Linked DNA regions of Homo sapiens: region 2 is linked to region 1. Evidence: read pairs that join two places in POLR2A ChIA-PET (ENCODE). Cell type or tissue: Panc1. All regions are shown on one strand. Each heading gives the region's core, and the rest is flanking DNA. Links, peaks and the distances in the headings are about the cores only. Region 1 overlaps SKAP1 (src kinase associated phosphoprotein 1). Region 2 overlaps SNX11 (sorting nexin 11).

Evidence for each region. Peaks named below come from ENCODE experiments on the same cell type or tissue, not always from the same donor. Only the 100,000 strongest peaks of a DNase experiment are listed, where the experiment ranks them.
Region 2: POLR2A ChIA-PET joins it to region 1 with 8 read pairs; 3 of 35 experiments call an interaction of 5 or more read pairs at or near these places.

The regions. Positions count from the first base shown.
Region 1 is chr17:48,226,267-48,230,655 of GRCh38, reverse strand. The region is part of intron 4 of SKAP1 (src kinase associated phosphoprotein 1); the gene reads left to right. Among named protein-coding and RNA genes, the nearest start is that of SKAP1-AS2, 66 kb to the left of the region's middle. In Panc1, for the core only: a CTCF peak has its summit at 1,755 (motif pointing right); no DNase peak of the experiment used is centred there; H3K27ac peaks cover 333 bases; H3K27me3 peaks cover 625 bases.
Region 2 is chr17:48,113,187-48,117,517 of GRCh38, reverse strand. It overlaps SNX11 (sorting nexin 11), which reads right to left. Exons shown (of 7, transcript NM_013323.3): 4 at 4,117-4,217. Among named protein-coding and RNA genes, the nearest start is that of SNX11, 7.6 kb to the right of the region's middle. In Panc1, for the core only: no CTCF peak of the experiment used is centred there; no DNase peak of the experiment used is centred there.

The DNA.
Region 1 (4,389 bases), core at 111-4,110:
GCCTCCCAAGTAGATGAGACTACAGGCACACACCACCACACCTGGCTAATTTTTTGTATTTTTTGTAAAGACAGGGTTTTGCCATGTTGCCCAGGCTGGTCTCACACTCCTGGCCTCAAGCGATCTGCCCACCTCAGCCTCCTAAAGTGCTAGGATTACAAGTGTGAGCCACTGCAACCGGCACATAAAACAAGATGATTATCTTCTTTGTGTATATGTTAGTGTAAATCACTTTTTGCCAGGCATGATCTTCCCTCTCCCCCATCAAGCAGTTCTGGAAGAATCTGCAGAAAGACACCTTTGAGTTTAACACAAAACAAAGCTTTGTTGATGCTTTAACCTAGTATGGACAAGAAAAGACATCCTGGAAGGCTGTCATGTGGACAGCAAGTTCTAAGAAACAGGTTACACAAGAACATTGCCTGGTTTATTATTTTTAATTTAATGAACATTGTTCCTGTAAAAATTGCAGGGCAGATATTACAGGAAATCAACATCTTTTTTTAGCCCTAGAGCAGACAGCCCAGTAATGGCCATGGCTGGACAAGTATGCCTGACCTGCATTCTAACCAAAGGGGCATTGTTGAAAAGTGAGAAGGATTTTTCAGTTCAAGGTCTGAGCCTGGATGCTCTGCCCTTCTAACAGAGACTGTCAGCATGGAGGCGAATTTTGAAACTAAGTTTTGTGATGTGTGCACTTTCCACTAAAAACTGGACCAAGCCCAAGACTCATTTCTCAGGGTTTCCTATCCAAGCACAAGATGAGGAATGGTCTTTGGTCATTACCACTTGGTTTGGAATAGCCCAGAGGTGAAAGAGTTGCTATTAGATTTCATTAATCTGAAGAACACTGTTTAGGTTAAAATGTCTTCTTGCTGTTATAATTGGAGAGGGTGACATTGGTGTTTAGCACCAGCCAAAATATATAAACTCAAGATTAAGGAGAAAAAAGTTATGAGTTGAACCTGTGAGTTTAAAAAAACTGCAAATATTTTATTTATTTTTTATGTATATTTTATTTATTTATTTATTTTTGAGACAGAGTCTCACTCTGTCACCCAGGCTGGAGTGCAGTGGCATGATCTCAGCTCACTGCAACCTCTGCCTCCTGGGTTTAAGCAATTCTCCTGCCTCAGCCTCCCGAGTAGCTGAGATTACAGTCACCCACCACAACGCCCAGCTAATTTTTGTATTTTTAGTAGAGATGAGGTTTAACCATCTTGGCCAGGCTAGTCACAAACTCCTGACCTCAGGCGATCTGCCCACCTCGTCCTCCCAAAATGCTGGGATTACAGGTGTGAGCCACCACGCCAGGCCCGCAAATGTTTTATGATGACAAAAAAAGGTTTAGTACTGCTAACTTAACTGATGCTTCTAGGTAGTTGATGATCATCATTCTCTTGCTTTATTTCCAAGTCTACGTAATAAAAACAAAAATAAATAAAATTTTCATATTAAAGCTTCAGAACCCTAAGTTGAAAAAAGAGATTCATACTTAACCGCAGGTCTTTTGGGTGCCTACAATGTGTCAGACATGGTGCTAAGTGTTGGGTGTAAAGAGAGTAGGATCCAGACCTCACCCTCAGGGATGCACGACCAAGAGTACAGAGACTCACTCCAGACCTGAAGGCAGTGCTGAGAAGAGGCAGAGAGGTCTCCTCTCTGAGCTGAGCATCAGATGTTAAACTGTGGTGTCTTTCCTTATCTGCCCCAGCTCTTACCCCACCTGCCTGTAGAGGGCCCTGTGCCAGCAAACCACAGGGTTCTATTAGGAATCCCACCACAGTGTCAGCTCCTTTAGCCCAGCTCTGTGGTGCCTAGTTCTCTCTTCAGTTTTCCAAAATGCCTAGGACCTGGCCCAAAACCCCAGGCACTAAACAAAAAGGCTTAACTGAGCTCTGGCAGTCACTAGCTGTATAGTTTGAGCAAATTACTTAAACTCTGTATCCCTCAGTTTCTTCATTCATAAAATGGGAAAACGCCTACATCATAAGGTTGTTTTGAAACCTGAATGAGTTGATACATGTAAAGCACTTAGAACAGCAACTGATACATAAGTGGAGTCTAATAAATGCTCACCAGGCTATTTCCTCAGTTCTAACACAAAACCTAATACAAGGCTTAAATTATTCAAGGCCCACCTTTGCTATCTATTGGGTATGATTTGAGAATTTAACACAATACTGCAGCAATATTTGAATAATGCTCCAAAAGCAGAAACCAACCTATAGAAGCATCTATGATTAGCTCTGGTCAGATGTCAGAAAACATTTCAGGCTATTCAAGTGTCAGTGCTCTCTATGGGAGGTTTATTAACAATACAGATGTTCTATATTGCGTTTTTTAGTGAGACACAAATACACGGTGTGAAAAAATTAAGTATTTTAGAGACAGACTTTTTATTGGTGTATTAGAAAGATTTCTCATGCTCATTCAATCTCTCTATCTCTCTATCTCTCTTTGTCTTTCTCTCTCTCTCTCTCACACACACCCTACCCCACCCCCACATCTTATATAATTATGTTTCCTGCAATCTTAACAATACTGAATTACATCAGTGTTTCTCTATGCATAAGCCTGCAACTTAATTGTAGATATTAAATATATGTCATAATATCTCTGCTACTTATTAGTGATCAGGATATACACAGAAATACACCTTGAAATGAATGAGAGACTTTGTAGCTCCAATATTTTTATTTATTTAACCAACATTTACATAGTGCATATTGTGTTCCAGACACAGTTCTAAGCACTATTTAGCAGTAATTCATTTTATCCTCGTAACAACCTTATAAGATAAAACTGAAACACAGAGAAATTGATCAGTTCGCTGAAGTCTCACAGCTGGTAAGGGTTGGAACCTGGATTCAGAGCAGGCTCTCTGGCTGCAGAGTCCATGTTCTTCACCACCACTCTCTACTAGCCAGTCAACTTCATTTCTTTCAGACCCCACAATAAAAATAAAAATGAGCTTCTCTTTGAGACTATGTTATGGAATCTCCCCTTGATAAAAAATTCCAAAATGCCAATCCTCTCTGCATTCTATAAAATTCTAAAATTCTTTTATTTTCCACTAGAGGTAAAGAATTCTAAAATTCTTAACACAAGGTGTTAGTGCTCAATTGGCATTAATTAGTGGCTATGATGATGCATAAAATTTAGGTTTTAAAACATTTTTCAGTCCCTTTCTGTACTGAGCTGGAGCTTGAGTGATGGGGTGCCCAGACAGAAACCAAGAAAGATCCAAGAATCTTAGGACAGAGAAGGAGCCATGAACTCATGTAGTCTAGCCTACCCATTCTGCAGACCAAACTGCAGATAAATCAAATGACTTGCTCATCATTGCAGAACTACTTTGTGTCAGTGCTAGGACTAGCGCACAGAACAAGAATAAACAGGGGCAGTTTAGGAAATAGTCTTTCTGGAAACTCTTAATTTTTCCCAAGCCCTAGAGCTCTTTTTTTATACCATGTTCCCTCTCCATTCACAGAAACTGAAGTAAAACTTGAGATATCATGCCAGTCCTGGAAGTCAGAGTAGTGAAAAGTCCAGAATCCAAGTTAAGTAGGGCTTGAAGAATTCACCTGTGCCAGAATTCAAAGCAAGCTCAATAACCAAAACTAGAGAGCCAAGCTAAGGTCAAGCCAAGAGGAAGATACACTAAAGGGTGAGGCAAGACAGGAAGCTCAAGTCCAGGCAAACTGGAAGGTATGGAGTTAGGAAGAGGTAATTGGAATCGCAACAACCTGCCCATTTCAAACCCCACAGATGTTTAAGAATGTCTCAAACTTGGTGGAGGGTGCGAGCTCACCCTAAATAGCACATCCCTTTTGAATAAATTAAGCATCAAGTTTACCATGCAGACTGTATGGAATTTTTCAAGATCAAAACCACCAAAATCAAGTTAAATGTCCACTTCAAAAAAAATAGGCAAGATTATGAGTTACTGCAACTCATCTGATAGATCTATGCACAGTAAGCTTGTTAGCATCTTACTTTATCTGCCAGTGAAGACTGGAGGACTGAGCTGATTCAGCTGGGAATTGAACCTGTGGTTCCAGGAAGTCTAGATATTTCAAACCTCATACTTAGTCCATTAAGATATCCCCTCCAAGAACATAATGTAGTTAAAGTAGACTTAGATATCTTTAATACAGAGAGTGGATTTTATTTCCACTTTGGGAATTTCTGATCCATAATAGAGATATAGATGAAACTTACCTACAATAGTGCCTATAGAAAAATGCATGCATGTCAACATATACTGTCACTTTTCTGATTTATGATTAAGAAGGAAAAAAAAAACGTATCTTGGGGGAAGTGGATTACAAATACTTCTGCTAAATGGAGGCTTTATACATAACTCCCTTCTCTTATTCTTTCTAA
Region 2 (4,331 bases), core at 332-4,331, 110 kb after region 1:
TGGGAGGCCGAGGTGGGTGGGGATCACGAGGTCAGAAAATCGAGACCATCCTGGCTAACACGGTGAAACCCCATCTCAACTAAAAAATAGAAAAAACTAGCCGGGCGTGGTGGCGGGCGCCTGTAGTCCCAACTACTCGGGAGGCTGAGGCAGGAGAATGGCGTGAACCTGGGAGGCGGAGCTTGCAGTGAGCTGAGATTGTACCCTTGCACTCCAGCCTGGGCAACAAGAGTGAAACTCTGTCTCAAAAAAAAAAAAATTAAATAAATAAATAAATAAAAATAAAAATACATAATTAGCCAGGCGTGGTGGCACATGCCTGTAATCCCCAGCTACTCGGGAGGCTGAGGCAGGGGAATCACTTAAACCTGGGAGGCGGAGGTTGTGGTGAGCTGAGATCAAGCCATTGCACTCCAGCCTGGGCAACAAGAGCGAAACTCCATCTCAAAAAAAAACAAAAAAGAGAAAAGAAAAGAAAATTAGTAGGGCATGGTGGTGCACCCCTGTAATCCCAGCTACTCAGGAGGCTGAGGAAGGAGAATCACTTGAACCTGTGAGGTGGAGGTTGCAGTGAGCCGAGATCGTGCCACTGCAAACACTCCAGCCTGCAGGATGAGACAGGAGCAAGACTCCATCTCAAAAAAAAAAAAAAGGCCGGGCGCAGTGGCTCACACCTGTAATAGCAGCACTTTGGGAGGACAAGGCACGTAGATCATGAGGTCAGGAGTTGGAGACCAGCCTGACCAAAATGGTGAAACCCCGACTCTACTAAAAATACAAAAATTAGCCAGCCGTGGTGGTGTACACCTGTAATCCCAACTGCTCAGGAGGCTGAGGCAGAAGAATCCCTTGAACCTGGGAGTTGCAGTGAGCCGAGATTGCACCACTACACTCTAGCCTGGGTGACAGAGCGAGACTCCGCCTCAGAAAAAAAAAAAAAAAGGAAAAAAGAAATCCACACCCACCATCAACTATTATTTTTAAAAAGGAAGAAACTGGAGTGGGACGCAGTGGCTCACAACTGTAATCCCAACAACTTGGGAGACTGAGGTAGGAGGATCACTTGAGGCCAAGGAGTTTGAGAGACCAGCCTGGGCAACAAAGTGAGACCTTTCTCTACAAAAAATACAAAAATTAGCTGAGCATGGTGGCACATACCTGTAGTCCCAGCTACTTGGGAGGCTGAAGTGGGAGAATCCCTTGACCCCAGGCGTTTGAGGCTGCTGAGGCTCACATTTTTTTGTAGTTGTTGTTGTTGTTTTTGAGACAGTCTCGCTCTGTCACCAGGCTGGAGTGCAGTGGCACAATCTCAGCTCACTGCAACCTCTGCCTCCCAGGTTCAAGCAATTCTCTGCCTCAGCCTCCTGAGTAGCTGGGATTACAGGCACCTGCCACCACACCCGGCTAGTTTTTTGTATTTTTAGTAGAGATGGGGTTTCACCATCTTGGCCAGGCTGGTCTTGAACTCCTGACCTCATGATCCACCTGCCTCAGCCTCCCAAAGTGCTGGGCGTGAGCCACCGCGACCGGCAGAGGCTCACTTAGCTAAGCTCTGTCTCAAAAAAAAAAAAAAAGAAAGAAAAAGAAAAACAAAACAAAAAAAAAACAGGCCAGGCTGGAGGATATAGGATTTGTCAGGGGAACGGAGTTTCACCTGGTTTATTAGGGCCTGCCCCAGGACAACAGCCTCATCAGTTCCACATGTTAACTAACTGACTTGGTCACTCAACAGGCCACCTATCACCACTGAGTATTCAGTGACCATCCTACAGCAAAATCACTGTTGTAATTCTCTCCACTTTCAGGACTTATTTGGCAGGTGGGTGTGAGGAGTAAATAATAACTGCCTTCCCTAGGCTCTCATATGTCTCTGGAAAAGGACCTCTGTATTAAAAGAGAAAAAAAAATCATTATTTTTACATGTGAAGTGGATGGAAACACTAGCTGTCAAATAAGTCCAGGTGCTTAAAATTTTCTGATAAGCAGATTTAAACTGTTTAAAATGTTAGCTGTATATTTGTTGAGCTCTAGACATATATGCATATAAAGAAAGAAAAATATTTTTGATGTTAGTATGGCTTTGTTAGGTAAAAATACTCGAAATTAGATTCTACTTTTTTCACTGACTTGAAAATATGATTTAAGAACATATATCTGGCCGGGTGCGGTGGCTCACGCCTGTAATCCCAGCACTTTGGGAGGCCGAGGCAGGCGGATTGCCTGAGGTTGGGAGTTCGAGACCAGCCTGGCTAGCATGGTAAAACCCTGTCACTACTAAAAACACAAAAATTAGCTGGGCGTGGGGGTAGGGACCTGTAATCCCAGCTACTCGGGAAGCTGAGGCAGGAGAATCGCTTGAACCCAGGAGGCTGAGGTAGCAGTGAGCCGAGATCACACCATTGTACTCCAGCCTGGGCAACAGAGTGAGACTCCGTCTCAAAAAAAAAAAAAAAGAAAAAAGGCGGAGCATGGTGGCTCACGTCTGTAATCCCAGCACTTTGGAAGGCCAAGGCAGGTGGATCATGAGGTCAGTTTAAGACCAGCCTGCCCAGGCTGGGCGCAGTGGCTCACACCTGTAATCCTAGCACTTTGGGAGGTGGAGATGGGTGGATTGCCTGAGCTCAGGAGTTCGACACCAGCCTGGGCAACGTGGTAAAACCTCATCTCTACTAAAATACAAAATAGTCAGCCAGGCGTGGTGGCAGGCGCCTGTAATCCCAGCTACTCGGAAGGCTGAGGCACAAAAATTGCTTGAGCCTGGGAGGTGGAGGGTGTCACTGCACTCCAGCCTGGGCAACAAAGTGAAACTCTGTCTCAAAAAAAAAAAAAAAAAGCAAAAAAAACCCAGCCTGGCCAAGATGGTAAAACCCCACCTCCACTAAAAATACAAAACATTAGCTGGGCATGGTGGTAACCCCCTGTAATTCCAGCTACTCGGGAGGCTGAGGCAGAGAACTGCTTGAACCCGGGAGGCGGAGGTTGCAGTAAGCCGAGATTGTACCACTGCACTCCAGCCTGGGCGACAGAGCGAGACTCCATCTCAAAAAAAAAAAAAAAAAAGAAGGCCTGGGCATGGTGCCTCACGCCTATAATCCTAGCAACTTTGGGAGGCTAAGGCAGGCAGATCACCTGAGGTTAGGAGTTCGAGACCAGCCTGACCAACATGGAGAAACCCCATCTCTACTAAAAATACAAAATTAGCCAGGAGTGGTGGCGCATGCCTGTAATCCCAGCTACTCAGGAGGCTGAGGCAGGAGAACCTCTTGAACCCGGGAGGTGGAGGTTGCGGTGAGCCGAGATCGCACCCAGGCAACAAGAGCAAAACTCAGTCTCAAAAAAAAAAAAAAAAGAACATATTTCCCAGCCAGGAGTGGTGGCTCACGCCTGTAATCCCAGCACTTTGGGAGGCCGAGACAGGTGGATCACTTGAGTCCAGGAATTTGAGACCAGCCTGGCCAACATGGACAAACCCCACCTCTACTAAAAATACAAAAATTAGGCAGGCATAGTGGTGGGCACCTGTAATCCCAGCTACTTGGGAGGCTGAGGCAGAGAGAATTGCTTCAACCTGGGAGGTGGAGGTTGCAGTGAGATGAGATCATGCCACTGCACTCCAGCCTGGGCAACAGAGCAAGACTCCATCTCAAAAAAAAAAAAAACATTATTTCCCAGCCGGGCCTGGTGGCTCACACCTGTAATCCCAACAATTTGGAAGGCCAAGGCAGGAGGACTGCTTGAGCCCAGGAGTTCAAGACCACCCTAGTAACATAGGGAGACCTCCATCTCTACAAAAATATTTTCCAAATTAGGCAAGTGTGGTGGCATGCACCTGTAGTCCCAGCCACTTGGGAAGCTGAGGTGGGAGGATTGCTAGAACCCAGGAGGTTGAGGCTGCAGTGAGCCATGATTGCACCACTGCACTCCAGCCTCTGTAACAAAGCAAGACCCTACATCAAAAAAAAAAAAAAACCCAAAAAACAAAAAAAGAAACAACATATTTCCCAATTTCCTTAGTGCCTGGTATGTTGCAAGTTCTCTTCATTGTCAACTCCAGTTCCTACATAAGCACCCAAAAAGCCAGTCACAGACCCAAGAAGGAAGCAAGAGCAAACTCACACCAAACCAGCATTTCTCTGTAGCTGCTTTCTCAGCCACACGAACTCACGGTAGCGGCGCCGCACACAGGAAGTCTTGGCAGTAAAGGCTTTGCTGTTGGTCTATACATGAAAGCACATGAAGTACATGAAAAGGGTTTAGTGGAAATAGACAAGTTCACATGAGCTCCCTATCATTGCTTTCACTGAGGAGCCATGCCATCAGGCCACAGACCT